Regions from separate parts of the Mus musculus genome. Here all the other regions are linked to region 1. Evidence: chromatin loops called from intact Hi-C (ENCODE). Cell type or tissue: heart. All regions are shown on one strand. Each heading gives the region's core, and the rest is flanking DNA. Links, peaks and the distances in the headings are about the cores only.

The links. A loop is a pair of places that touch in the nucleus more often than their neighbours do. Peaks named below come from ENCODE experiments on the same cell type or tissue, not always from the same donor. Only the 100,000 strongest peaks of a DNase experiment are listed, where the experiment ranks them.
Region 2: it touches region 1 in a loop (2.1-fold over the local background); 4 of 42 quality-filtered maps call a loop at or near these places.
Region 3: a loop joins it to region 1, with 3 times the contacts of the local background. A loop is called at or near these places in 16 of 42 quality-filtered maps.

Annotation. Positions count from the first base shown.
Region 1 is chr10:116,939,327-116,949,593 of GRCm38, forward strand. It overlaps Rab3ip (RAB3A interacting protein), which reads right to left. Exons shown (of 11, transcript NM_001359645.1): 2 at 1-155. The coding sequence starts at 125. Among named protein-coding and RNA genes, the nearest start is that of Rab3ip, 6.0 kb to the right of the region's middle. In heart, for the core only: CTCF peaks have their summits at 3,920 (motif pointing left) and 5,002 (motif pointing right); no DNase peak of the experiment used is centred there; H3K4me3 peaks cover 1,180 bases; H3K27ac peaks cover 1,780 bases.
Region 2 is chr10:116,576,640-116,586,906 of GRCm38, forward strand. It overlaps Cnot2 (CCR4-NOT transcription complex, subunit 2), which reads right to left and starts at 4,872. Exons shown (of 16, transcript NM_001037846.3): 1 at 4,814-4,872. In heart, for the core only: a CTCF peak has its summit at 749 (motif pointing left); DNase peaks (open chromatin) are centred at 4,872, 5,142 and 6,422; H3K4me3 peaks cover 3,474 bases; H3K27ac peaks cover 2,103 bases.
Region 3 is chr10:117,029,511-117,039,777 of GRCm38, forward strand. No RefSeq gene overlaps it. Among named protein-coding and RNA genes, the nearest start is that of Gm10747, 7.6 kb to the right of the region's middle. In heart, for the core only: a CTCF peak has its summit at 4,497 (motif pointing left); a DNase peak (open chromatin) is centred at 4,491.

The DNA of each region.
Region 1 (10,267 bases), core at 1,482-9,481:
CGGTAGATGACGCTCGGGGAGGTAGTCTGCTCTTGGGTTCCCGGGTCACACACACCAAGAAGGTCTGGAGAAGTAGGCGAAGCAAGGTTCACTTCATGGAAGCCTTCCAAGGGGTCGTTAGCCATAGCAAAGGCTTCATCATAGGACAACCTAAGCTAAACACAAAAGAACATGGTTATTTCTAGGGACTTACTTCAAACAAAATCAAAATACATAGGCTGTAAAACAATCCATATAAAGCATGAGCTAACAATAAAATACAGTTAAAACAGCAAACAACAACAAAACGTCTAACTGCTTAACATTTACAAAGTGATCTTGTGGTAAAATACTACCCAGAAGTAACTTGGGAAAGATGTGGAAATGCAGAAATGTTGTCTCAGTCGGTACAATTCAAAGGCATGAGGAAGGAAGAAAAGACTTCTTAATTTTATATATACACATACACACATATATATATATTTCATCTATAATCTTGGTTAGAAACAGCAGAAACGACTGAAGATAATGGCTTTCGTCTTGAAAACATTTCAGATTCCATAAGAACTTCCCCGAGCTGCTCTGAGGCCGTCCCCATGACCAGGTGCTAACACTTCTGAGCCCCTGAGAATGTTTACAGAGACACACGGACATATACGCAGCTAAGTTCAGCTAATCATAAAATCCTGATCAAGATCTTCCACCGGTGGTGGGCGAGCACTGAAGAAGACAGTCCCGCACGGCCCTCAGAGCACCCTGCTCCTCCGAGACATTTATTCCTCAGCCGTTAATCACAAGGACACTTTGATTTCTACATCAGCAGGAAATTACTTTGTACGGCGTTGTCCAATAATTTTGCAAAGTTTATACATAAAATATAAGACGTCTCTCTCAAGTTGCTCTCTTAGTAGTAACACTAGGAGTCTTGTAAACCAGTCTTTGGTGTTTTTTTCCCTACAGGGAAAAAGTCCCGGCTCCCCTCCAGCCCTTCCTACAGCAGCTCTTGGATGACTGTGAATGATTCTGCTCTGAGCTTCAAACCCAGGCACCAGCTGCACACATCCCTTCTTCCACAAAACACAAAAACATTCACGCACGTGTAAACTGAAAACTTTAATTATCCCCCATCGCCAATAAAAAGCCTTAAAAGAATATCCAGTAGAGGATAAAAAGAGTGTAGAAAGTCCAGAAAGAAGACAGTAGACTGACTGTCTCAAAATTACTGACTGTCTCAAAATTACTGACTCTCTCAAAATTACAGATTAGTACATGGCCATGTGGGAACAACCAGAATTTTACCAACTAAAGCTATAAATGCCCAACTTCAAAGTAAGTAAATTTACTAATAATACATTTATTAACAGCAAATGGCAATTTCAGTCCTCAAAGTTTAATTCAATACAAAATATTTATTGTGCTTCTAAGTCTAGGGTAGGGAGAAAAGTACAAACTTATAACTGTACATGTACTATACGTAACTGTATTACAGCGTACACACATACACTGTAACACACACGTGTAGTCAGAACTGGAGGGTTACACTAAAAACACACCAAAAGCCTTCTCTCTAGTGGGAGGGAAAGCCAGGCAGAGCGGAGGCCATGGGGCCAGGCTTCTCTCCCTGGTTTTCTACAGGTTAGAACTGTAACTGGAAACGTGAGGGATCTTTGGAAAGTCAGTTGTATGATGTTCTGCTGGGGCAAACACATGAAGGACGTTTCCTTAAAGTGGACATGGGTGTGAAAGACTCGGAGACCTGAGAAGGAACCTTTCGCTGAAGCAGACACTGCAGAGAGGACGTTCTGCTAAAGCAAGCACATGAAAGGACACGTGACGAAGGATTCTTCCCTGGTGACACACATGTATTGGTCCGCCTTGCATTGTGTAGTTGAGCTGCATTTGTCAGGACTCCACAGAGAGAAACGTGTGTGTTGTGCTGCAGTTTCTTGCTGCTTCCACAGACTCCCTGATTGGATGCACAGTGCCGAGGGAAGGCACGTGGAGGACACGTGATGTTTAGAGGGTATAAATAGGACTCCACAGAGTGACCCGAGACAGAGCTTGGCTTGCTGGTACAGCTAGCTGTGCAGCACCTGTGGGTCCCGAGTTGTCGTTGATCGAGAGACACAGCTGAGAACAGCTGAGGCCTGGCTGTCTCTGCCACCACTGCTGACTCCTGTGTGCTATCCCGACTCGAGGTAGATAGATCCTGGACTGCTGCTGTATCCGTGAGGTGTTTGTGAGTGGATCGAGCTGCCCCTGCCTGCTAACCTGTGAGCTGAACTGCCGATTTCCAGACAACACAGATGGAGTTGCTCCAAAGAACCTTTCTAAATGGGTCCACTTCCCCCATGTCCTTTCTTTCCCACTACTTAGGTGGATGGTGGGCTAGAATAGAAGGGAGGTTAAAGGTGTTTAAGTACCATCATTAAAAGAGAGGTTTGAAAAAAATTACAATTACAAGAAACCATATGAATATTAATTTTTTAATCTCTGGAAGTAAAAATGCCTAACATAAAGATGGTAGCTTACTCAGGAAAATGTAAGTATCTTATGTGACGCTAAAACAGTATGGTAATAAACCCTAACGATGGCTGTCTCCAGGTCAGGTCAGCAGTGATACCGATGCTTTTATTCTAAAGCTACTATACATATAAAACCAAGCACATAAGTTATCTTAATGTCACTTGTGACCAAGACGGTTTTAGATATGACAAGGGTTTAGTAAAACTACAAAAATCAAAAAAGTTGAATCTTACGGAGTCCTTAAATGAACTCCAGTTCTGCCCTCCTACAGTAGATCTGCTAGTGGGTTTCAGAACTACATTGCCACTCACTGACTAAAGGCCCTGATGCCCTTGTCCCTGCTGTGATCTCAGTAGCTACTGTGAGCCTTGTCTAGGTCCAGTGAATTTATATTTACTAAGGTTTTTTTTTTATATATATTTCCCTCATGACCTAACCAGATGTATTACATACCAGAATGTAAGGATGAATTGATTTTCCCTTTTATTTACCAATTTTAAAAATAAGGAATTGATTTTTCCCTTTTATTTACCAATTTTAAAAATAAGGAATTGATCCCAGTGCGTCTTCGGTGTTTCCTAAATGTCACAGAAGACACAGAGAGCAGGGCAGGCAAAGGCTCAGTCAGTAAAGAGCTTGGTCCCAGACTCCATGGGAACAGTGGGATGTACTGGGGTGCTTGTAAATCCCACAAAGGTGGGAACCAGGAAGGAGACAAGAGGACTCCCCAGAGCTCTCCCCTGGGGCTCCCTCAACTCTCATCCAGGCAGCCAGCCTAGCCTGCAGGGTGACTCCAAACTAATGAGAGACCCTGTTTTAAAGGACAGGGTGGATGGTACCTGAGCTACATCCAAGATCAACTTCTGGCCACACACACACACACACACACACACAGGGTTGGGGAGAAGAAAGAACAGGAAGGACAAAGAAACCAAGGCATTCGGAGTAAAGGCATTAACAGTAAAGCCCTCCTCCACCCCAGCCCCACTAAGAACAACCACAGAAAGACAAAGGTCCTGGCAGGATGCTCAGGTGTCCGAGGTATGGCCTCAGCACTCATGAGAAACCAACGTAATCCACGTAAGACACAGAGAAGGGCACTGACTCTGCTTCCGTTAAATTACCAGAACAATCCATGCATGCCAGGATCGCACATCTCTACCCTGGTTTCACCTAAAGGGAGGAAAACTGAAAAACCACCCTGAGGAGTGTGTCTGCCTGCGATGCTTCTGCTCTGCTGACACACCTCGACAGTGTCTAACGTCAAGTCACCTTAAGGTTAACTTAGCTCTGGGATAGAGAGGACCTGCTGCCTTTGCAGGGGACCTGGGTCCGGTTTCAAACACCCACATGGTTCCTACAGCCACCTGTAACTCGTTCCAGGAGCTCTGATGCCACCTTCTGGCCTCTGAGGGCACTGCATGCATGTGGCACATAGGCATGCAGGCAGACCAAAACTGACTTCTAACCAAGGAAAAACTGATCAGAACAATATGTTCTGAACACTAATACGCTCTTAAAAAAAAAAAAAAGACTTATTTATTTATATATGTATGTGAGTACACCATTGCACTCTTCAGACACACCAGAAGAGGGCATCAGATCCCATTACAGATGGTTGTGAGCCACCATGTGTTGCTGGGAATTGAACTCAGGACCTCTAGAAGAGCAGTCTTAACCACTGAGCCATCTCTCCAGCCCCACTAACACACTCTCAGTGGTACTGTGTTTCCTCCTAGAAGACTGTATTCTCACACCAGAAGCAGCAGCCAGCCTCTACCAAAGTAAGCAGGGGTATTATGAAAGTCCCATGTATTAATAACTATTGATGCCTAGCAAAAGCCAAACTTCTTATGAAAACGACATCTTCCTAGGTAAAATTCACACTTGAAAAGAAAACCAAAGTATCACTAAGATAACTCAGATCATCAGGATAAGTTATTGGTAAAATATTTTCCATGAAGTATCATAGAAGTTGGGCATTCTAACACACACCTGTGGTCCCACCATTCTGGCTAAAGCTGGAGGATATCTGGTTTGAGGCCATCCTGGGCTACATAAGAAAACCTAGTCTTTAAAAAAAAATATCTGAGTACATCAATAAAATACATATAGATGATTTAAATGGCAGCTACAAACTTGATGCATATTAATAATCCACATGAAATTAAGAAAAAAATCACTTTCCCATTAACAGTGTATTCCTGATCTGACTTCTCTTGACAAGTGAGAAGTGGAAAAAGAACTACATTCCCAAATCAACTTGGTATATCTGAAAATTAATTTGATTCTCTAATTATAACACTTGTTACAAGAACTACACTTCAGAGGTTAAAAAAAAAAAACAAAACGTATATGGCATCAGAGAAGAAACACTAGTGCCTGAACAGAAAAGCTACCAATCTCAGTTTTAAATTTGTTTTCTAGGTTTTTATTTTTATGATTTATTTATTTATTATGTATACAGTGTTCTTCTTGCATGTATGCCTGCATGCCAGAAGAGGGCACCAGATCTCATTACAGACAGTCATGTGGTTGCTGGGAATTGAACTCAAGACCTCTGGAAGAGCAGCCAGTGCTCTTAATCTTTGAGCCATCTCTTCAGCCCTTACCTTTTTAAAAAATATTGTTATTGTAACTGTGTATGACGTGTGTGCACAATCCTAAGAGTGTCAGAGCACCCACGCTGGGGGTCAGAGGTCAGCTTACATAAACTCCAAGCTAATCCATGCTAGAGTGAGACCTTGCCTCAAAACACCAAAAGGGATTATAAGTATTATTTTCATCTTTCTTCTATTCATTATTTACCAACCACTGAAAGATGCAGTAAGGGCTGAGCTATATAACCCCACACAGACGTTTTGGGGTTTTTTTGTTTTGTTTTGTTGTTTGTTTGGGGGTTTTGTTGTTGTTTTTGAGACAAGCCCTGGCTGACCTACAATTTCTATGTAGACCAATCTGGCCTTGAACTTGAGTTACACCTATCTCTGCCTCTAAAATGCTGGAATTAAAGGAGTGAGCTACCACACCTGGCAAGATACTTTTTTTAATTCTCAGATGACTTTCTAAGTTAGCGTGACTTTTTAAAAATTACTTTGCTACTTCATGAGTATGTCATAAATTAAAGTGTTACAAATCCCACCTATTAGTCCACTTCCTTAAACACCGCCATCCAACGACTTCCAGTATTCACAGAAGTATGGCCACCAGCTTCAGCCTCGGGGACATCCTGAAGCCAAGGTCTAAGAATGGAGCAGTGGGCAGACTCAACAGATGACGTGTGGCTGTCAGAGCCGGTGACTACTCTGCAGGCACAGGCAACGAGGGGAAAGGGGAAAGCTATCTCTCTAAGGAGAGTAAACTATAACTTACAGGGTAAATGCTAAGTAGGAATCCACAAGATTGACAAGGCTCCAGGGACTAAGACAGGACGCTCGGGGAGTAAGGGCCTGACAGGAAGATAAGCGGCAAAGGAAAAGGGACAGAAGTCGACCAAGCAGAGTGGGCAGCTAAGGGGCAGACCGCTACACGGTTCACTTAACATGAAAACGTTGCTTGCGTTTAACCTGAAGAGTCAGACCTACAGCCTGGAAAGCGTAGCCAACCTATAACAGCAAAACGAACTTCAAGCTAACAATGGCTTTAACTAGCCGCAACTGGCTGAAATGGCTACCTACACTATAAAGGTTAGATCAATGTCAAGGTCATATCCTGGGACTCTCTAGAACAAGAGTTTATTTTTGTCTGCATATATACACAGTCTGGCTGAGCATCACAGCAGCCTTTAAAATGGTCTCAATCCCCACTTTACAGAAACAGACTCAGAGACACTCAGTAGCCAAGATCAAATAGTCAGCAAATAAGAAGATGAAAGCCCTCAGTGTGTCTGCTTCTAACTGACTCCACTACATTAAAGACACAGTTAATGTAGAAAGACTGAGAGACAGGAGAACAGCAGAATCGTGGCTGACCCCACCGCTGGTCACCGCTGTTTTGTGTCCTTTCTCTCTCCTTTCCCTCTTCTTGGGTGCTATGGTCATGTCTTCCTGAATTTACTACTTAGTTGACATTTTTTGCCATTAGAGTTGCCATAATGTGTGTGTGTCCCTGTGCATATGGGGACCAGAGGACTGACTCACACTCTCTCTCTCTCTCTCTCTCTCTCTCTCTCACACACACACACACACACACACACACACACACACACACTGGCTGGCGCTCATCAATTATGCTAGGCTAGGCAGAATGGCAAGCTTCAGGTTTGCCTATTTCAGCCTCCCCGATACTGGGACCCCAAGTGCAGCCACCAGACCAAACCTACGGTGGTTAGACTGAGTGATGCCCCACAGGCTCTCCTATTTGAGCACCTGGTTGTCAGGCGTTTGGGGGACACTGTGCTTAACTGGGGGTTAGTGTCGCACATCCTCATCTATGTCCCGTGCACGCTCTCTGCTTCATGCCTGTCGTCACGATGGGGTATCCAGCGTCCTGCTCTGGTGCCTGCTGTCATGCTGTCCCTGCTAATAGGGATTCCTAGCCTGCTGGAACTATAACCCAAAATAACCTCAACTATAAGCTGCTTTGGTGGTGGTATCATAGCAACGTAAAAGTAACTAATACACAATTTTTTACATGGCTCTGGAGATCAAACTCGGGCAAGCGTTTTACCGTCTGAGCCTTCTCCACAACAATCCTTGCAGGACGGTGTAAGGCACGGCATGTAAACTAAGCACACGGCAGCCTGATTTTACTCAAGTCCGTGTTTCCCGTAGTCCCCTCAGCTCTCATTCCCAACACTTCACTTCAATCTCTGCTGTTGACGCAATCTCAATGGATTTTCCAGCACAATCCCTCCTGGGTACCAAGCCCAGTGCTAAGCTATAAACTGAGGTAAGATAAAGTGACACCTGCTGCTGTCCAGGAGCTCAGACAACCGCCCTTCCCAGCATGCATCCAGCTCTCAACGCTCCGAGACCGAGGCAGGCCAATCTCTGTGCCTGGTCTACAAAGCCAGGCCCAGGACATCCAAGGCTGCACAGGGAAACCCTGTCTCAAAGAAACTAAAACTAATAAAGAAAAAGAAGTAAAAATATAAATGTAGCACAAATATCAAAATTAATAAATAAAAGGGTATAGTAAAAGTAAGCTTTCAGCAAGCGAGGGAAGGAAGGTTACAGAATATACATAAGGTTACAACAGGTTACAGAATATACATAAGGTTACAACGTTATAGAAGCCTGGCTCTAGCCAGATGGGAGTGAGGGTTAGGGGGTGGGAGTTAAAGAGAGCATTGCAGCAAAGGAGAAACTAGTTAAATGAGTTTTCCCAAACCCTGAGGTTTGACTTTTAAGGTATCAAGTAGATACAGTAGCGAAATTTGTTGACCTGCATTGTACTGGCCAAATGTTTTGCTTTAAAATGTATCTTCAAGAACAATATTCTTATAACTTTCTGTCCTTACCTTCACACACACCCTACCTACTGTTTCTCTCTGCTTCCACCCCAGTACCCAAGTACTACAGATCTTTGAATACTCAACCAAATGTATACATAGATTTTCACATACATATGTGTGATATATATACATATGTATATGTGTGTATATATACATACACACACACACACATATATCCTCCTAAATTGTTTCTGTTTTGTTTTGGTAGAGGCTGTTGCTTTTTGCATCCTAGAAACTGACTGAGCTTGCAGTCTCACAGGCTAAGCTAAGCAATCCCCTGTACCCTGAGCTATATCCCAGGTCCCTCTAAGCTTTGAGGAACATATTATATAGTATATAAGAGTATCGTAAGTTCCTACCTTCAACTTTTTATAGCTTCCTTTAACCCCCGCTGGCTTGCAAAGTAGATACTCACTGAATATTTTATTCAAAAGCCTCTGGTGACATAAGAATTACATATTACACTCATATAACTATCTCATAAAAGCTAAATTAAAAACAATTTTTCAGCATTACGACCTACAGATGAAGTGGCAGAGCAGTAATTAAGACCAGGCAATCCTTCAAGCATGAACTGGTTGGACGTTGTGACTAAGAGCAAACAAGGCGTCACAACCTATACCACAAGAAGCCGTGGGTTTATGACAGTTGAAGCCCTGTTACCGAAGCTGCCTGACTTCTAATCGACCTGCCAGCTATCCGATCCTGGCTAAGCTACACAATCACTCGTGTATCAATTCCCTTAGCTACGAAAGGCAAGGGGATATAAATGACCTATCTCTTGGTTGGTGAGGGTACATGAGCTGGAGCAAGCTTAGATCAGGACTTCGATCTCAGTTTAACAGTGGCAACAGGGATGTCACCATCGGGACACTTGGAATAGTTTTTAATCAGACACACAAATGGCAACACCTTCCACTGGCCTGCCCTCTAAATGCAAAGCTCTTTTTTCAGAAAGCATAGACCAGTAGCATAAGGAGTTTAAACAACAGAGTTTAAATCTCCATTTGGGGTTCTCAAATAGTTTTTAATACTGGCTTTTCGATCAGCCACTATAAATGACAACTATGTACTTCGGGCAAGTTATTTTGATTTTCTGCACTTCGGTTTCCGGGTTTGAAAAATCTGATAAAGCTATCTATAACCTAAAAAATGGCCTGAGGACCAACAAGCCAACGTAGCCTCAAACAACAAGCCCACCAGCCCAGTGCCCAGGCCACAGTCAAGTTAACACTTCTTGCTTCTTCCCTCCCCCCGAAGCTCCTCCACCTCCCTGCGCGCCCCATCTCAATGGAATGTCCAGTTAAACTCATATCCCACCTTTATAAAGTTCATGTTGGGTTGAAACAACCAACTACTAAAGGAGCAACTGCTGACATTTGAATGTGTTTCTACTGAGTATGCTCAATAAATGATTTACTCGAGGTCGCATGCTTGGTGAGAGATGGTTCTGAAAGTTATCCGTTTTCGTTAGAGCTAAGCCTTTGTGAGACCCGCTCAGCAGAAAAGCATGGGTTATCTAACCCATACAATACATACAAAACTAACGTTATATCCTAGCTTCCATTCTGCCACGGCGTAAATATGAGGGGTGGGCAAGTCCCAGTAATTTTTCCATTAAAAAAATATATATATATATCTGTAGGGCATCCACGTATACTGCAGAGTAGAGGCATAAAGAAACTCTGAGGCAAAGAATATGTCTCAGAGTATAGAATTACACTGATTCAAAAGTACAGCTGCATTTAAACAGAGACATCAAAGCTCCACAAAGAAACTGAACATCAACCAGGCAGTGGAAGGTGAGAATCATTCGCTAGCACAAATGACTTGCTATGTAAGCAATGAGGCGTCTCATCAAGCACGCTCATTCACAAAAGAAGGCATTAATTCAAAACATCCTTGGGCCGGAAAGAGAAAAAAGTTGAAAGACGTCTGTTCTTATAGTTAAGAATGCATTGCTGAGTAAATCTGTGTAACTGTTAAGTTCAGTTAATATATTCCCCTAGGGCCTTGAGGAGTAGATTCGGAATGCAGTGTCTATTCAAACATGAAAAGTCCTCTGAAAACGCACAGTCCTGGTAAATAAATAACACATGCTAACTGAACAAGGCCCCATAAAACTGGTGAAATATTTAACAGTATCAAATATTTACAACGATGGGCTGCATACCTACTCTGCCTCCTTTTCCTCTCGATTCATTGTTTAGAAACAAAAACTTAAGAACAGTGTAATGAACAGAAACCGGGTCTTTCAAGAGATTTACAATAGAACGGTTTGTTTTAATCCTCTTATCGGCCTCTCCT
Region 2 (10,267 bases), core at 667-8,666, 360 kb before region 1:
AAGAAACAACTAAGCCAGCAACTGGTTTGCTTGAAGCTTATTTCTTGAGACTCTAACTCCTATACATTACAGAAAGTGTGTAAATGTAACCAAGACAAGAGTCTTGCTCACACTCAGACCTGTAGGGATCATGGTGGAGGAGAGATGAGATGTAAATTAAGATCCATGGTGACATACTCAGTAATGAGTATTGGGGGTTGGGGGAGTCAGGAACGATTTCATGAAGAAACTGACATAGGCCATAAGTTTACCAAGTAACAGAGAGAAAGTGACACTTAACACCCAGAGCCACACATGCAAACAGGCTTATGAATAAAAAGGCAAATGTTTAGACTTAAGGAGCAAATGAGTTCCAAACAGTTAACTAAATGGTCTTGGACCCTGAGTTTGATCATATATAAAAATGTGTCTACCAAAGGAAAACTTTGTATTTCTCTACACAGTTCAGTTTTTTTCATTTGTATGTTGTATGTTGTATAAGCCATGCGCCCATCCCAAAGGTAAAGACAACGCAGACCATTTTATCACTTCATAATGCAGCGTTCCTCCCTGAAGTTAGATACCAAGTATCTGCAGCTTCATTTCAGAAAAAAAAAAAAAAAACCTGTCAGAAAACAGCAAGAATTCTATTTCTAGGGCTAGCAAGATGGTTCCGCTGATAAGAGCACTGGCTGCTATTCCTAAAGTCCTGAGTTCAAATCCCAGCAACCACATGGTGGTTCACAACCATGGGTAATGGGATCTGACGCCCTCTTCTGGTGCATCAGATCAGCTACAGTGTACTTATGTATGATAATAAATGAATCTTTGGGCCAGAGCAAGCAGGGACTGAGCAAGTGGGGGCAGACCAGAGCAAGCAGAGGCCCTAAAAATTCAATCCCCAACCACCACATGAAAGTTCACAACCATCTGTACGGCTACACTGTAGTCACATCCATAAAATAAATAAATAAATTCTATTTCTAGAACATCCTTGATAATATTGATGAGTAAACTGTTATTGGCATGATTTGTCCTAATAGTTGAAAAATTTTAAATAGAAATTGAAGGACACCACACAGAATAACTACAGACATAAGAAAAAATAGCAATACTAAAGAGCTCAATAAACTGATGCAAGATAAGGTATTAAAATAATTTTAGAACCTTAAACCCAAATTTTCCTTATAGTTCCTTAAATGTAAATTTCTACAATAGATACCAACTCGAGCACAGCTTTTCCCCATATTGAAAATGTTAGAATGAAATTAAATTCCTTCAAATATCAAAACAGAAATCATTTTTGGTCCAGACAGTCACCGGAACCTAAACAAGAGCCACTTCTACCATATCAGTAAATCTTCTGACCCATCACTATATGCAAATCCACTGAAATTACAGTCCAACTCTGATGAATTCTGCCTCGAAAACCACCCAACCTCTGGTACCTTGACTTATTGTGTTTTGTGTTACAAAATCCACTAGAGGGACTGGAGAGATGGCTCAGCAGGTAAGAGCACTTACTGCTCTTCCAGGGGACCTGGGTTCAGCTCCTAGCCTCCACTAGCCTCCATGTCAGGCAACTCATAACTCTAACTCCAGCTTCAGAGCCTCTGGACCCTCAGAAGACACTTGCACTCACATACACATTATCCACATGCGAGCACACACCTATACATAATTTACACATAATTCTTAAAAATACCACTACAGTCTGGGTAAGAAAATCTCCTCCTAAAACTATCACCATTCACATAAGCCTTCCTCCAATGTCTGCTCAAACAAACATACAGGATCTACAGCCTGCTTTTAAATGTGTGACACCAAAACTAACCCTATAGTACATTTTTTAATGTTTTATTATATGTGGCTATTTGTGTGGATAACAGAAAACAATTTAGGGAAGTTGATTCTCTTGTTCCACCATATGGGTCTCTCAGATCAAACTTCTATCATTAGGCTTGGTGTCAAATGCCTTTATCCAGTCAGCTATGTCATTCATTTGACAGTTAAAATTTTAATCAAAAGATACTACAACTTAATATCACTTCAAAACAAAACAAAACAAAACAAAATTGTATACTTATTTTTACTGGTTTACTACTATCTACTCATACTCTAGTTAGATACAAAAATCAAATTTTCTAATCAAGCAAATTTGGCCATTAAAAAAAAAAAACCTATACTATCCCATGTCGTGTAAAAAAATTCTATAATGATCCATTAAAGTTTAAGTTTTGCTAATATTAGCACCTACTTAAAAACAAGCAGACTGCCGGGCGTCACACTTTTAATCCCAGCACTTGGGAGGCAGAGGCAGGCGGATTTCTGAGTTCCAGGCCAGCCTGGTCTACAGAGTGAGTTCCAAGACAGCCAGGGCTAAACAGAGAAACCCTGTCTGGAAAAAACAAAACGAAAGAAAGAAAGAAAGAAAGAAAGAAAGAGAGAGAGAGAGAGAGAGAGAGAGAGAGAGAGAGAGAGAGAGAGAAAGAAAGAAAGAAAGAGGAGAAAAGAAACAAGCAGAACACGATTACTAGTATTTCTAACTTGCCAGCAGTATAAAATATTTATTTTTGAAGTTTTAAATAAACCTAAGGCATCTCTGAAAAACCAAAAAGCACCTACCTTTATATAGGGAAATTAAAGGTAATTATTATTTTAGGGAGCCTATTATTTGGAGTTTGATTTCATTTTCAAATCAAATAGTTCTCAGATGGCTAGGCTATAAACCACTCACAGACATCAATCTGCTTCATTTTCCACCATACACCATTTATTTGTAAGCACTTTAGAAAGGCTGTATTTACTGATACGTTAATGTGCAGGCCACTCTCAGCCTGGAGCATCTGGTAAGGTTACAGGTATCTCTAGACTGCATCTGAGAACCAAAGTGCTCTGCCAACACATGCACTACCTTATGTGTGTCAATAAAGCATTAATAGGAATGCAAAAAATAAAAAAATAAAAGTCAAATACAGTCTTTATTTCTGGTCTAGAGTTAAAAACAAAAACAGGCACTTTTTTAAAAATGAAAAGGTTTCACTTTAAAATTAAGGATCTTGCAAAGTCAGCAAAAGTGAAAAGTGGAAGAAGTTGTCTGTGCATTTTGAACTTTTCCTTTAGCTTTAAGATGACAACAGACTGGATAGGCAGAGCACAAGGGACCATTTAGAAAACATATTAAAGACACAAAACCTGAACACAGACAAATATTTGAATGTAGACAACCATTTCAGTGTACTGGATTTTTAAACACTTCCAACTTGGAATAAAATTACCTTACAAAACTACAAAGGTGACTTCTGAGAAGGAACTGTTGTTGAATATACAAAGCATTCCCAAACATAAAACTGTTGTGAAAGTTACCACCCACTTATTTGGAAAGGGAAATCTATAGGAACACGATTCCATCTCCCTAAAACTTCTCACTATAGAGAGTAATAGAAAATGTATTCAGTTTTGAACATTAAGTGTGTCCCTTGTGAACAGATCTGGTTAACGTTCTACCATTTGCCAATAATCTAAGGATCATATTGCTGTATTTTATTAGGAACTGTCCAGATGATTAAAGAGAAATCTTTGACTAAGGATTTAATGAAAATGAAGCAAAACACTCTTAACACTTGTCTTCCCAGATGTTGAAAAGTGGAGATGTCCCCCTAGGATTTCCAAGAAAGTACCTATGTGTAAGATTTATTTATTTTTATTTTCTTTTGGAGGTAAAAGCGTACTGATTGGATCTAACGTAAATGCAAATAACAAAACCTTAGAAATAATTTTACAAAAATAAAATTACAATTAGATTTCCCGAAGGGCCTACAGATAACAAGAATTATAAGCTTTTCTCCTAAGCAAACAGTACCTCAATTAAGAACTACCGGGTTTCTTTTAACCCAACTTATTTCTTCTATGAAACTTTGAAGTGAAGACCTAAAACAAAACGGCAAAAGGTAGAGGGGGCCCGGCGGAAGTAGAAACCAGGGCTTGCAACTTCACAAGAGTGGCTCGGGTTCCTCCTCCGCCGCCCCAGGACCATCGGAACTCAAGAGGCTACACCACTAGAGAGGCTTCCCACTCCAGGCACGGGGGCAGAAGCAGCATCTGAGTTTCTCTCTCGCCTTTCCACCTTGCAAGAAAGGCCCCTTCGGTATAGCTCAGGGCCTGGAGGCTCCCGAGGCCCGTTAGCCAGTGCGATGTCCCCATCTTACACAAACAAACAAATAAAAAAAAAAAAAGAAAGAAAGAAAAGAAAACCACACAAGTGGCGGAGGATGCGCGTGTATGGCCAGAAACGTAAAGCTTCAAGGACCAGCAGCTGCTGGGAACGTGGCAGGCAGGAGCCGTGTCCAGTGGCCGGGGCTCCTGGATGCTGCTGCCGCCGCCACCGCCGCCGCTGCCTTCTCTCCTAGCCCAGGAAGCAGCACGGCGGCAGCGGCTGCTCCGCGCCGGCGGGAGCCGGGGAAGCCCCGCGGCGGGCAGCGGGGGCCCGGGCCTAAGCTCCGGAGCGGCTGCGGCTGCGGTAGCTGCGGTGGTGGCGGCGGTGGCGGCCCGAGCACGGCGACGCTTTACGTCCCGTCCACCCCGCCACACACCCCCTCCCTCCTCCAGCGCCGCCACCCCCTCCCCGCCCGCCCGCCCGCCCGCTCCGCTCTTCCCTCTCTCGATTGGAGCCGAGACAAAAGCAACGGGAAGCGGCGGGCCGGGACGCTACCCGCGGACCCCGGGCGCGACCGGACCAGCCCCGAGGCATTCCCCCGCCTTGAGGGGGCCCCCAATCCGCCTCCCCCGCCGCGTGCCCCGCCGCCAGACTTCCGAAAATTGGCCAAAAACTCACCGCATGAATTTTCTTGTCCCGCGGATCCAAGATGGCGACGTATCCACCGCGGAGGCTGCTGGGAGCAAGACCTTTACCCTCTGACCCCCGCCGTGACCCCCGTCGCTCCGACTCCGCTCGAAGGCGGCGGCGACGGCGGCTGCAGCAGCAGAAGCCGGCGAGCGAGCGAGGCTCGCCGAATGGACGGAACGCCGCCCGTACGCCAGTCGACCGTGAGAAGCACAACGCTCGCCTGGAGCCTTCCCGGGCTTCCGCCGCCTCCCGCGGAAGGTGCGGCGCTGTCTTGTGGCGGTGACCGAGGAGAGTGGGGCCTGGGCGGCCTCTCCGGGCTCCCGAAGCCAGACCGCCGCCACGCCGGGAGCTGCTGCGGCCACGCCTGGAGCTGCGGCCTGGGGTCCGAGCGAGCGGGCGAGCGCGGCCTCGGGGGCGGGGAGAAGCCGAGGGTGGCGTGGGTCCGCCCACCGGGGGACGCGCAGCGTGTTTGTGTTTGTGTTTTCCTCGGACACCCCGCCCCCGAGCACCTCCTGCGGGCTGTCCCCGGGCTGTCCCCAGCCTGCTGCGCGGCGCGGTGCGGTGCGGTGCCTGCGGTGCTTCGGTCCTCCCACCGCCCCGCTGCCTGCGCTACCTGGGTGCGCTCCCCCAGACACCCGCCGCACGCCGCCCGCACCTCCCGAGCAGTGAGTTCCCCTCCGCTGGAACCTAGGCGTTTGATCGCCGCCCCCTCTTCCTTTTCATGCTCCCCTTTTTTTTACCTGCCCCCCCCCCCCCCGGTCTAAACCTGGTGAGAGGAAGTAAGGGGGAAGCGTGTTTTTAAAGCACTGCCGGGAGTACTTAATCTAACCGAACGGTGTTTGTGGCACTTTATTTAGTTCCCGCCCGGCGCGCCCTTGGTAAACCTTAGTGACCAGCTGGCTCATCCACTAGACCTTTTGAAAATACGGTGGCTGTGGTTGGGAACTAAAGTGTTTTGCTCTCCAAAGCCGGACTGTCCCTGAAAGTGAAATTACTTTTTATTGCTGTAATACTCTTAGTTTACACCTTTGAACATCCACAAACTTCGTGTTTTACGGTTACTTAACTTGCTAAAAAGCCTCTTTGTGCTTTGAAGTTGCGAGTTTCATAACGTATCGCTGTTCATGTTTGAGTGGTAGAGCTTACTAATGCGGATTACTACTCATTTGAAGTAAATAAAGTTTCTGCTGTAGTTTAATAAATTACCTCCTTCCAGCCCGCCAGTCTATATAGTTAGATATAGATTCTGTGATAAACGGAAGCGATATATATTTTTATCATAGAAAGCTAAAGGCAAGAAATAGGATACAATAGCCTACGGTGAAATTAAAAGTACCTTTGTCATGGTTTTGAAAGTAATTTGACATAGCAGATATGCAGTATCAGCAGATATGCAAATTTGTTTAAATGCGGACAGGAACTGGTGTAGCCAGTAGAAAAAAAAGGTTTATTTTGCTAGGTTGTTCATTTCATTAAATACTCCTTTTCACCGTTTTGTGTTTTGTTGGTTTTTCACTTTAGGGAAATTCAAGAAGGAACAACACAGTCCTACATGGCCCCTCCCCCAACCGTGCCTTCCTGTCTCGTCTGCTTTCTCTTCCTCTCAAGTTAGCATCTACTGCCATAAGGTAGTGTGTTCAAAGACTGGCTACTCTAGGCGTGTGCAGCTCATGTGCGTGAATGCATGCAATGCAGAGCACCTTAATCTGGCTGCTCGTTATTGGGAGCCCTTAATGTGTATGTAGTAGCATTATCACATTAAGTAACATTAAATATTCTAATTCATTACTCTTCTTACGTATATTAACTTAAAAACACATTTTTGTCAAAATTTAAACATTGCTGTCACTGGGGAAGGTCTGAGAGTATTGCTATGCTTGGACTTTACCAGGTGAGATAAGACCATTTTCTTAATTAATGTGTGGAACAGGGATGCTAGGAAAAACTCCATGAACGTCCTAGCATTTGCTAAAGGCTGTATTGATGGCTCAACGTGACGATGTATGCACTCAATAAAAGATGTATGCACTCAATAAAAATCTTAAATCATCCTGTCGCACCGAAAACTTCTTTTCAGGGCATAATTTCACAGATCTTTATATCTAGCACATGGAAAGCAGAGACAGGCCAATCTCTGAGTTCCAGATCAGCCTGGTCTGCATAGCTAGTTGCAGATGACACAGGAATATATATATATATGTATATATATATATATATATATACATATATATATATATATATATATATACACACACACATACATATATATTAATACCTTGTAAAAACAAAATGACTTCATCTTCAAAGCCAGACATAGTGACATTTGTTGTAACCTATTACTGTGGAGACTTAGGCATGAGAGTCAATCAAAATTTGAGGCTAACCTGAACAACATATTCTATAAGATCTGTCTCCAATAAAACAGCTTCATAACAGTTGTTAATAATGATCATAGTTATCCAATTTGTCTTAAAAATATTTTTGATAGTGAACAGGTCTAATAATTTTGTTACTTTTGCTTGAAAATAGTTCATACTGATGAGTATATTTATGTGGTTTTGAGAGATGTTGTTTTGTGCACCTCATAGAAAACTCGATTGGATTGAGGGGGAAAGGCTTTATTAAGGAAAAAATGAGTTTGTATATATTTGCAGAAGGAAAGGCCTCCCTTAAAAAACAAACCAAAAAATGTGGATATAATACTAGGTTGCTGCCGGGCGGTGGTGGCGCACACCTTTAATTCCAGCACTTGGGAGGCAGAGGCAGGCGGATTTCTTAGTTCAAGGCCAGCCTGGTCTACAGAGTGAGTTCCAGGACAGCCAGGGCTACACAGAGAAACCCTGTCTCCGAAAAACAAAACAAAACAAAAAAAAAAAACAAAATTACTAGGTAGCATGTTTGCCGTGACAAGGAACGGAAAGGACAAGGACCTCAGACTGCCTGGAAAAGCATGGCTGACTTCTCCCTCGCCCGAATCCCATCAGCAGTGACCCTGTTTACAGATTTAGCCTGGAGTTAGGAAGCCACTGTGACTTCTGTCTGCATCCATCTTAGCAGCATTTACTGAGAACTCTACAAATGTTCTGAACCCCGCCCCTTCTCAGCAGCCCACTCCTGTCAACTGTTCCTGTGTACCAGCCAGAAGCATCACTTTAATGTTTTTATTCAGTTATGTTCCTTGGTGTTTTAAAACCCTACTCTAGCTCCCATATGTACATATAGAGTAAACCCAAATGGCCGCTCAAGCTCTGCCTTCTCCTATGCTCTGGTTCCAGCCTTCTTGCACAGACTGCTAGTTGTTTCCCCAAATCCTTCTCTTTCTGAGTAGTAAATGTGGGCACATGGCTACCTGGAGTAAAGACTTCCTAGCCTACGTCAGAGCCACGTGATAGCACTGATGACCAGTTGATTACAATCTCTCCCTCTCTCTAGTCCTTATCATGCAGTATTCTCCCAGAACAACCCTTAGAATAAAAGCAGGTGCCTCTCATCCCTTCGCTCCTCCCTGTTGTGCTCGGCCTGCCAGTGTAACATGTACACATAGGAATTGGTACAACCTTACACTGGTAGTAACTGAGACCCTTCAGGGCTTCATGGGTCAGAACATGGTAACTGCACTACATTCCTTTCAGGTTTTGATCTTAGGGGAAATTGGTTGTTTTTTTGGTTTGGTTGGTTTGTTTTTTAATCAAAACCACTATTTAGAGTTAGACATTGAGCCACCTCTAATCCCAACACCTGGGAAGCTGACTCAAAGAGATCCGCACACATTTGAGGGTAACCTAGACTCGAGGGAAGGAAGGGTCATCCTGGGTTACGTTGTCTCTGGCAGGCCTTCCTTGGCCACCCTCCCTCAGATAGCTCCCTTCATTGTTTATCCTCTAATATTACCTTCTGTAGGAGTAATTGCAAAGTGTGGAAAATCAAGCTAGGAAAACATAGCGCTAAGCCGATGAGATGTCTGGAACAAGAGAAATCACACAGCACACTATAGCAGGTCAGATCCCAAGACGGGTGTGCTTAGAGCAGAAACTCACTGAGGCTGGTTGGTTTTAGAACTTACTGAGCTTCAGCTGTTGAGCTCAGAGTGTCCCGTAGGAAAGGTTAACCCAGTCTGAGTCTTTAGATGCAGTTAACACATTACAGTTGTGCTGACTACAGTTCAGAGAGCAGCGCTTCTGACTCTGCTGAGAGTGTAAACTGGCAGCATGTTTCTAGAGTGGACTGCTAAAGCCTTGAGCCCTCAGTCGGTTCCTCTTCCAAAAGTGCGAAGGATGTGTCTAACAGCGATTGCTTGAGGCTGTATTCCACTGTTGCCTAGATAAGCAACATCCATACAATGAATAGTGCTCAGCCATTAGAGATGATGTTGACCTGTCCTCTTGGCTCATACATGGTTGGTTGAAGTGTCTACACAGGCTTTTCCCTCTGCTTAACTCTACCAATGCTTACAAAGGCGCCAGGTGCTAGGATCATGATTCACCCAAGTGACCTCATTTGACCTTAATTACATCTTTACAAACTGATTTTCAATACAGTCACTTTCTGAGGTAATGGTGATTAGAGTGTTCAGGAGTGGCAAGCTTTGCCCCATAAAACACTGGAGGGCAGGAAAGGCCGCAAGCCTCTCTGACGAGCAGCAGAGGGGCGAGTGAATGTTTGCAGTGCTGCTAATGCCAGGCAAGAGCTGATACAAACGTTTAAATCAATCACTGCTCTCCCTTGGCTTCCTTAGCAACAAAAGGGTGGGAAGGACAATGCGGAAGCTTCTGACTTTACCAACCTGGAGATAACATCGCATCCCATAGGACTTGTTCCACAACTGCTGCTCCTCACTTCAGATGCCAGTTGCAAGTCAGCACACCCTTTCTAACTGATCCTCTATAAATCAGGAGCCCATGGCTCCTCCCTCAGGTTCAATTAATTTACTCTAATTGATCGCAGAACTCAAGGAAACACTTAACCTATACTCATTGATTTTTTTTTTTTATTTAAAAAAAAAATACTAAAATGGATGTTGATGAATAGCCAGAAGGAAGCAGGGTGAGATGCAGGGAGAGACCTGGAGAGTCCATACCCTTTTTAGGTGTGCCACCCTCCAGGAACTTGCATGGGCTCGGCTGTCTGGAAGCTCTCTGAACCCAGTCCTTACAGGTTTTTATGGAAGCTGCAAAGCACGAACATGATAACATTATTGATGAATAATCAACTCAACTTTCAGCCTGTCTACTCCCCAGCAGCAGCAGCACCTATTCTAAAGCTACTGAGACCCCACCAAGCGTCACCTCCTTAGAACAGAACAGTGCAGCATCTCCTGGGAAGTTGTAAGGGATTTAGGAGTTGTTGCCATGGACCAGCGGCCCAGACTTAATTCTGTGGAAGTGGGAGTATGTGTATGTACATTACATATATATGTAATTAAATCTGCTACATAGAAATATG
Region 3 (10,267 bases), core at 1,346-9,345, 90 kb after region 1:
TGATCACTAACTGAGAAAAATGCCTTACAGCTGGATCTCATGGAGGCCTTTTCTCATTTGAGACTCCTTTCTCCCTGACGACTCTAGCTTGTGTCCCGTCGACACACAAAACCAACCAGTACAGCCTCCCATTTTGTCTTCACACTAAAAACGGAATTGTGACTTGCTCAATGAGCCCAAATGAGGAACTTTTCCATCCTAAAGTGAGTCTTTATCCCACATGACCAGGGCTCCAGAATAAAAGGATGTATCTTCTTCTGCCTGGCTTCCTCACCTGCCTAGATCATTTTCTTCTGAGTTCTGCCTCATAGACAAATAGCCAAATGTCCCTGCGGTTTGACCAATCCAAGAACAGGCTTAGCCTAGTCGTGTTTTGACATGATCTGCATGTTAGGGTGACAGCAAAGCCAAGCCTTTGTATATTTCCTCCCAGCTCCTAGGGACAGCTTGGCCCTGACTCTGGGGTTCAGTTTCAATATGATTTTTTTAAAAAGATTTATTTATTTATTTTCTGCATAGGAGTAAACCATTTCTCTCTTCAGACACACCAGAGGAGGGCATCAGATCCCATTACAGATGGTTGTGAGCCACCATGTGGTTGCTGGGATTTGAACTCAGGACCTCTGGAAGAGCAGTCAGTGCTCTTAACCACTGAGCCATTTCTCCAGCCCCAATTGCAATATGATTAAGAGCCCACCGATTTTTCCTCTCCCGTCCAAGCACTTAGAGCTGCCTGACCCCTGGCTGCTCTCCCTTCTTCTTCATTGTCCCATCCTCCCAGTCCAGGGCTTCCATTACTCTGGGCATTCACTTTCAGCCTCCTTCAGCCAAGTGATAGAGAACATAGATTAAATGGAATAGGGAAATATAAAATTTACCGACAGTACAAAGAAGAATCAATGAATCACCTCGGAACAACTTCAAAAACTTGAACAAAGCCGTATATGGTGGCATGTGCCTATAATCCCAGCACTCTAGAGGCAGAGGCAGGAGCACTGAAAGTTCAAAGTCAACCATGTCTATGTGATGTGTTCAAGGCCAGCCTGGGCTATGTAGCAAGATCACACTTACCTCTAAAGTCCAAAGCAAACAAACAGCAGCAAGATGTTGAGAAAGAAAAAGGCAGTTAGGGAGCCGGGCATGGTGGCGCATGCCTTTAATCCCAGCACTTGGGAGGCAGAGGCAGGTGGATTTCTGAGTTTGAGGCCAACCTGGTCTACAAAGTGAGTTCCAGGACAGCCATGGCTACACAGAGAAACCTTGTCTTGAAAAACAAAAAAACAAAAAAAAAAAACAAAAAAAAAAAAGAAGAAGAAGGCAGTTAGGAAATTGGACAGATACCCATCTTCACAAACATCACATTCTCATCTGGAAAGTAGGCTGCTCACTAGGATTCCCAGCCATTCTTAGCCATCATGAGCGTCTAAGGGAAAGGATGGAAACCTCAGATTGTCCTGTGTGACCAGCAAGCATGACTGTGACTAGTGTTCCAGGGATTTATCACCAACTTCTTGCTATGGTAATCTGTTCTTCAGGGTCCCCTTTTACCTTGGGATTCTCGGTCATTTAGAAAGATCCCCTTCTGACACTCACAGCATTGAACCTCCGACTTAACGGTTTTGTCAGTCTCTTCAGATGGTTTTTCCTCTCTGATGCTTCCCAGCCTTCACCATCTTCCTTCTCCCTGGCATTTTCCATCATTCCTTCACATACACACACACACACACACACGTGCATGAGCACACATGCACATACATATGTGTGTACACGTGCACACATGTGGGTGCACACATACATACGCATATGCATGTGCACACATGCACACATGTGCACACACATGAGCATGCACACACACATATACACATGCACACAAGTGGGTACACACATGTGCACACATGCATCACATACACATACACACATGCACACATGTGCATCCACACAACACACAGCATCCCAGGGCAGATCACCACAGCTATGAATCCCTCATCTAACTCATTATGTATATCAATGTCCTCCAACACAATGTGGAACCAGACTTTTAAAATTTTTTGATTGCAGTCGTTCTCCCCACTGTGAGTCTAGAGGACTTAGAACACTGGCTTCAAAGTTGGAAGGTTTCTTAGGACAGCCGCTCTCCCCAATGCTGGTCCTATATCAGCCAGTTAGGAGTAATGCAAGTGTAAAACCAAACACAACACCCAAAGAAAATGCAAATCAGAATCTAACCCACCTGCCCGCCCCTCCTCACAACCCGCAACCTGGTCAACAGCAAACACCAATCAATGCCTGTGCAGCCCAGGACATAACCAGGGATTATCTCAGGCAGGGACTGCAAGTCTTTCCAGACTTTTGGCCTTAGTCCTGTGAACGCAACTCTTAGGACAGTTTTCCCGTTGATATGACTGCTGAATTGGAAAAAACCCAACTAAGCAATATCAGGACTCTCTGATTGCACATCTTACAAAATCTAGAAGACCCCAACCTTCCCGTAGAGCTTTTGAACCGTAATCCAACTTGAATCCCTCACCACACTCTACGCTGTCCCTCAGCATCTCTGAGTATGCCGTCAGCATGTCCCCGACTGTGGCAAATACAAAATTCCCTAAAAAACCTCACGTGAGCCAGACCAGATATTAACTTTTTGTTTGAGCTTCTTTGTTTCTGAATTTTAGAAGATGGGCCCAATTCTACCTTGTGCCCCAGGTGCCAATGGTGCCATGGAACTCTCTTCTCTGAGCTTCTAATTTCAGGACAATTGCCTCACAGAGATGAAGGGGAAGTACATTTTGTGTCTCGAAACAAATAAGACATTTCTAAAGTTGATTTTGTGCAGAAATTCTATCCTGTTCCAAGTTCCTTGGGTAGTGGCTCTGCATCAGATGCGATCTTGCACCCAGGAGACACTAGGTAGTGTTGAGAGATGTTTTCGATCATCATACTGGAAGTGTTACTGGTACATAGTGGAAGAGGCCAAAGATGCTATTGAACACCCTGTGATGCACAAAATCAACTTTAGTGCTGGTTCCCTAAAAGTTTAGTGTACCCAGAAGCAAGCATGGTTCCGTTTGTCTGTCTATCTGACTGACTGTTATTTGTTCAGGTATTGATGCTGGGTTTTGCCAGTACACAGAACAGTGCACGGGCCTCCTTGTTACAGATATTCAGCTTCTACACAAGAGGCCAGTTCCTGATGCCAGGGGGAACCCTGCTCTACTGACTACAGTGCTGCCCAGAGAGCAGTCTACAGGGACGGGGGTGGGAGTGGGAGGGTGGGGGTTAGGGGGCTCAGTTAGGGCAGGGAGGAAGAACAGCCATGCTGAATGAGATGATGGGTACCAGAGGAAGTCAGCTTTCATTTTGTTTCTTATGTGGTTGTAGTCGATAACTGTTATTACTATTAACAGTCAAAAAGAATGCAGGGGCTTTGATATCTGGCTTGAGTCTGTGGACTTGGTTGTTGGCCACCTGTGGCAGGGCTTAGTGTCCTTAGGGGTGGCTGAGTGAGGCAAACAATTGAAATTTTAAAAATATATATATGAGGGACCCTCTAGAGACCTTTTTTTCTTTTATTATATGTTTTTATTGGTTTATTTAATTCTTCATTCATTTCGTGTGGAGACAGAGGGTAGGCATGTGGAGATCAGAGGGAAACATACTGGAATCAGTCACTTCTTCTGCTATGTGGATCTTGGGAATCCAACATAAGCCACCAGGCTTGGCTGCAAGCACCCTCACTCGCTGAGCCATCTCGCTGGCCCATCACATCAGCCTCGACCACACTGCCTTTGCAGTGATATCCTGAGCCCGCTGTGTCACCAGCGTCACGCTAAGGCCTCAGCACCACAGTGAGAACCCCGAGCATCAATGTCAGCCTTCCTGCTTCCCATCAGTAGTTTCATGTCTAAAACCTCCAAGGTTCGAGGTCCCAGAAGTTCAAGGCCACACTGGGCTACCTAATGAGACTATAATTAAAAAAAAAATTAAAAGGCAGAAGAGATGGTTCAGTGTATACTGTATATATGTGTGTGTGTGTGTGTGTGTGTGTGTGTATGTATATGTATATATGTATATATATATATATATATATATATATATATGCACTGAACTATATATATATATGATATATATATAAACATATGTTAAAAACATAACATATATATGTTAAAAACATTTACTATATACACATATATATAATAAATAAAACACATCTTAGGAATTAGTGGTGTTGCCCTTCAGGGAGAAGGCAGGAAACCAGATCCTGGCAGGAGACTCTCTGGTTTGAATGGAATATGCCCTCCTACAGGTGGTCAGGTCAACTTCCGCTCCTGCCAGGGAAACCAGGCAGCACCAGCTCGAAAGGGGGTTTCTTTCTCAACCTTAGCTGGAGGCTTCCACACCGGCAAGCAAGACGTTTCTGCTTTCTCCCATCTGTCTACCTATGAATCATAAATGCCACGCCGGTGTTGACTCCCAGGGCCAGGAGTGCCCCCTGGTGGCCATATGACCAACTTATTTCTCTTCTCCTGGTGGGTAAAGCCAGCCAGCTATCTGATGAGCTACACAACTCTCTCTCCCGCCCAAAAGCAATTATTTGGATGTTGATGACTAATAATAAGCATTTACCACGATCCAAATGTGTCATCAAAACCTTACTCAGACTGTCCCCTTTAAGACTCACAAATTCTATGATCTATGATAATATCCTGCAGTTCACAGTTCAGATTGCTTGTCTCTGGGACACCTAGACCCCTCTTATATATTTTAAAGATATGTTATGTGTACGAGTATTTCATCTGTATATACATATGTGTACCGCGTCTGATGTGTGATGCCTGCAGAAGAGGATTCTGGATTCCCTGGGACTGGAGTTACAGTTTGTGCGCTGCCATGTGGGCGCTGAGAATTAAACCCTGGTCCTCTGGAAAAGCAGCCAGTGCTCCTGACCGCTGAGCTAGCTCTGCAGCCCAAGAATACTCTTAAAGACACTTTCCACCAAACACTCTCTACCTTCCATTTTGACCCATGATTCGTCTCTGATTTCTACAGATTTGCATTCCCAGCAACAGGTGGTTCTTAGGGCATCCAGGTCAGCTTGACCTGGAGTTTACGCCAGCATATCCCCCCCCCCCTCCACCCGTCCCCACTCCCGTGTCCCAGAATGCCCCAGGGTACTACCCAGAAAGAGCCAAGGTTTCTAAGGAACAGGTCACGTGGGATAGGTCAGATGGGGGTGGGAGGATGGCCTGAATGCACCGTTCTCCCTGCAGGTATTTTAGAAGGGACCGCTGGGGACGTGGGGCTGCCTCACTTCCGGCACTGGATATTAAAGAGCCTGGTCTTAGGCTCAGAGCTTGCTGAGCCCTGGACAGTCAGAAACCGGGCCTGAGATTCTGGGGGAAGTTTTGCTATGGGGATGTGGCTCTCCCCACAAATCTTTCCACTTTTCAGTTTCTTCAAAAGCATTTCCCTCTTGTTGAAGCCTCTGGGCCTCACATCAGGACTGAGACACCTCCTGCCGGATGCAGCCACTGTCTGTGCAGGTCGGAGCTCATGACCAAGAGCTCTCTCATGTAGAGTGTCCAGTTGCGACTTGTCTCAGAATTTGCAAGTGAATGTGAGAAATAATGAAAGAAAAGGAGGGGGGCATGTCTACCTCTCGAGTATGGAAAATATTTTTATTGTAGATATAAAGGAGAAAGTAGGCAGAGGGAAGAGTCCAGGCCAGCAGGACCAAACCGGACTGCGAGAGGGGTGGAGTGGGAGGGGTGGGATGAGGGAAAGCAAGAGAGGAGCCTCGGGCTAAGGCAGCCCAGGCCAAGAGGAAAGAGAGTAAAGGGCAGACAAAAGGACCGGGAAACCAAAATGTCTGGATTATATAAGGAAGCGCAGATGGGGGGAGGGCAGCCCAACCCCTGGGCTGAAGAAGTTTAGGGTAGCGGGGCTGGGTATGCAACAATACCCTGTACCAGATAGGGATGAAGGATGCTGGGAGAGCCTGGCAGCCATTTGTCTCTGGTTTAAGACCTAACAGCAAGCCTGGGAACAGGGAGTCTGAGAGGGCCTGCCTGCTGCTGCCTGCCTGCGCCTGTCTTCCAGTGTTTTCTCAGTAACACAGCAGGGACTCCACTAGAGCCAGCACTAAATTGTGACCACGTGGAGGGCAGCCACGTTTTGGAAACTCAGTCCCAGAGCCCCTGCAGGAGGCCTTACCTTCCCATCTTCACCTAAAAGCAGAAAATGGTACTAGCATGTAAGGAGCAGCCTGGGCGTGGCATTTAAATAATACTGTATAAAAAGCCCTCAATGTGGGGGACGACAAGAGAGCAGCTATTATTATTAAAACTAACTGCAGAGTCTGCCGAAAGTAAACCTTTTCTCTTCTTTTCTTTTCTTTTCTTTTCTTTTCTTTTCTTTTCTTTTCTTTTCTCTTCTCTTCTCTTTCTTTCTCTTTTCTTTTCTTTTCTTTTCTTTTCTTTTCTTTTCTTTTCTTTTCTTTTCTTTTCTTTTCTTTTTGCCAAGAGCCTCAAGTGTTTCCTGAAGCAGAGGTCCAGACCAAGCCAAGTGTTACACCAATGTTTATCTAGTACCGGTAAGCGGGACCTGTTCTGTTACTCTATCCCTTGGACCTATTCAACGATAGAGGTGCTGCTGCTTTCTATATTTTACAAACTAGGAAATCAAGACGTGTTAACAGCGGTGTGGTAAGGTGTTTGCCTAGCATTGCACAAGGCCGTCGGTTCATCCCAAGCATTAAAAAACAAAAGCAGGGCTGGAGAGATGGGTCAGCGGTTAAGAGCACCAACTGCTCTTCCAGGGGTCCTGAGTTCAATTCCCAGCAACCACAGGGTGGCTCACGACCATCTGTGTTGGGATCTGATGCCCTCTTCTGGTGTGTCTGAAGACAGCGACAGTGTGCTCACATACATGAAATAAATAAATCTTTAAAAGGAGAGAGAGAAGGGAGAGAGGGAGGGGAAGGGAGAGAGAGAGAGAGAGAGAGAGAGAGAGAGAATGAGCAGTGTATTAGGCATAGGATTTCAGAGGTTTCAGGCACTGTGGCAACTTGGTCCCATTTCGGGGAGAGCCTTTGAGGTAGAAAAAACGCCATGACAACATCCGTGGTGAATAAATATAAGACCAGACAGGAAGGGACTAGAGACTAGAGATGGTCTTCTCCAGTGCACCTGCCCGGTAATGTGACATTCCCAGGAGGCCTAAATCTCCTGAAGATTCCATATCGTCCCAATAGCACCCACAGGCTGGAGACCAAAGCCCTTACAGGTGATCCTGTGAGAGGCCTTGTCAAACTCAAAGGATTCCAGAGACTAAAGGGAAATTTTGCATTTTTCTGTCACCATGAGGAAATAGGCTGTAGTGAACCAGGAGGGTATAGAGTTGGCCAGGTCTTCAGGTCTTTCTGAAACCAATTGAAAGACAGATCTAGGAAAGGGAGACACCACCACCTTCAGGCTGGCCCCAGGCCCAGCCATCTAAGTATCCAAGGACTTCCTGGAATAATCTTTCCCCACATCTGATGATAACACTAATATAAAGGGATTATAACACAAAGCAGCTTCCGTGTATGAGATACTTTGAACCCAGTATCTCCATGACCTCAGGCCGAGCCCACTTTGGCAGATAAGTAAACTGAGGTTGTAAGATGTCACCCGACCCCAGTCCAGAGCAAGGTTGATATTAAAACTCTTGACTCTCCGTGCGCTCGGGGCCCACACAGTTCATGTCTGGTTCATCATGTTGATCCCTCTAAGTGTCTTAGGGAGATGTGCAAAGCAGCAATGGGTGGGGACCTTGTTGATTATAGCTTTACAGTCTGGAATTTGAATGAAAATTCAAACAACAGTGGATTTCTCAAGCTCGATCTCTGACCCACATTCCACACTTAGCCTTTGTCTTAGTCGGGGTTACTATTTGCTCTAATGAAACACCATACTCAAAGGGGAGGAAAGGGTTCGTTCATTCAGCTTATGGTTCCACATCACTGTTCATCATTGAAGGAAGTCAGGGCAGGAAGTCAAACAGGGCAGGAAGCTAGAGGCAGGAGCTGATGCAGAGGCCATGGAGGAGTGCTGCTTACTGGCTTGCTCATTGTGTCTTGCTCAGTCTGCTTTCTTATAGAACCCAGGACCACCAGCCCAGGGATGGCCCCACCCACAATGGGCTGGGTCTGCCCTAATAGGCTTGCCTACCGCCCAATCTATGGAGGCATTGTCTCAGTTGGGGCTCCTTCCAATTCATTGACTTCAGCTTATGTTAAGTTGACATAAAACTCACCAGCAGAACCTACATTTCCAGGTAAAATATGCCTAGTATTTGTTAACACTAAAGTCTCCCAGCAGAGAGTCTATGCTTCCTAGCCTGATGGCCTATTAGGGACACAACCCTCTTCTTTCTAGAAAAGGAGAAAGAGACATAGAAAGATAAACAAGGAAACAATTGATGGAGTTCAAAGAGACCTTCAGAGTCCAAGTCTAGGACCCTTTCAACCACACTACCACACACAGTTCAGGTGAGCAGTGTCTAGCAAAGATCTGCACCAACAGATTCCTGAAGCAGCGCGATACTGAACTGATGACAAAAGTCCCCTCCCCATGAGTAAATGAAAACGAAGAAAACAGCTAGCTCACTGTTTTAGTTAGGGTTTTACTGCTGTGAACAGATACCATGACCAAGGCAACTCTTTTTTTTTAATTAATTAATTTATTTATTTAATGTAAGTACACTGTAGCTGTCTTCAGATGCACCAGAAGAGGGCATCAGGATCTCGGGTGGTTGTGAGCCACCATGTGGTTGCTGGGATTTGAACTTCGGACCTTCGGAAGAGCAGTCGGGTGCTCTTACCCACTGAGCCATCTCACCAGCCCCCCAAGGCAACTCTTATAAGGACAATATTTAGTTGGGGCTGGCTTGCAGGTTCAGAGGTTACACTGGGAGAATAAAAGATACTGTCACAGTATCCAAGCTGAAAGGTGACAACCAAGGAGACTGCCAAAAACTAAAAGTGTGCCAACTGTTCTGCGAAGGAAGAGTTCAGGAACCCTGATAGACCAGTCAGGAGCAGATCCAATGCAATCATACTAGGGTCTTTATTTACAAGCTCGAGCTTGGGCTGCCCACTTGCCAGCCCTGGGGGACAGAGGGAGGGAGCGATTCTAGCCTGGCAAGCATCTAATTGGAGAGTTATTATGGCCTTTACCATAATTGACTGGTACTGGGAGTCAAACTATAAACTTACCTTCTATTTCCCACTGCACTGGTGGTTGTTAGATAGAAGGCCGGCTGTTGTGGGGTTATTCTGTTAACTCCAAATTTGCTGGGGGAGATTAGCTTGGAGATGCTGGTCTTGTGGGGGTTAGCCTAGAAACTGGAGCTAGACTCCGGTTTCATTGGGGGGTAACCTGTAAACCAATTCTAGCTACTGGCCTGTTTACCTGAGTTCAAATGCTTTAAAATGGAGCCTGAATTGAAAAGATTTGGCCTCTCACAACCTCCCCGATGTCCCCTCATCTGCAGCTATCTAAAAGCACACCAGCCCCAGACATCTGCTTCACTGTTTAAAATTTACATCTTCTTCCCACACACTTGACATCACAATGGCTCATCGATTCCCAAAGCTTCAGGGCTGCTGCTCTGTGAATTCCAGAAGGGTCTCAGTTGCTGGGAGTTGTATTGATGTGACTGCTTTCCGACTACACCAAATGTCTATATCTCAGTGAGATTCGAGGAGACACCAGGCACGGCTGACAGAGAAGATGCAGAGGGCTGAGCGGAAACCCTTGATGTTGGCCAAGTCTCCTCTCTGCTCTGCGTATTGACTGACACCCACTGGGGCCTCATCAGAAGGACAGCGCTACCGTTGCACATGCCCGGTAATGTAACTTTCCCAGGAGACCTCAATCTCCTGAAGATTCCATATCGTCCCAATAGGACTCACAGGCTGGAGACCAAAGCCCTTACAGGTGATCCTGTGAGAGGCCATGTCAAACTCAAAGGATTCCAGAGACTAAAGGGAAAATTTGCATTTTTCTATCACCATGGGGAAATAGGCTGTGGTGAACCAGGAGGGTATAGAGTTGGCCAGGAACAAAAGCATGCACTACTACAGTCAACTGCAACAAAGGAATGTATTATGATATCGCTTTATTATTACCGTTATCTCTATCTTCTAGATGTGGAGTTGGTCCTCTCCTTATATCGTGACAAGGGTTCCAGAAATCAAACTCAGATCACCAGGATCGTTCAGCAGATG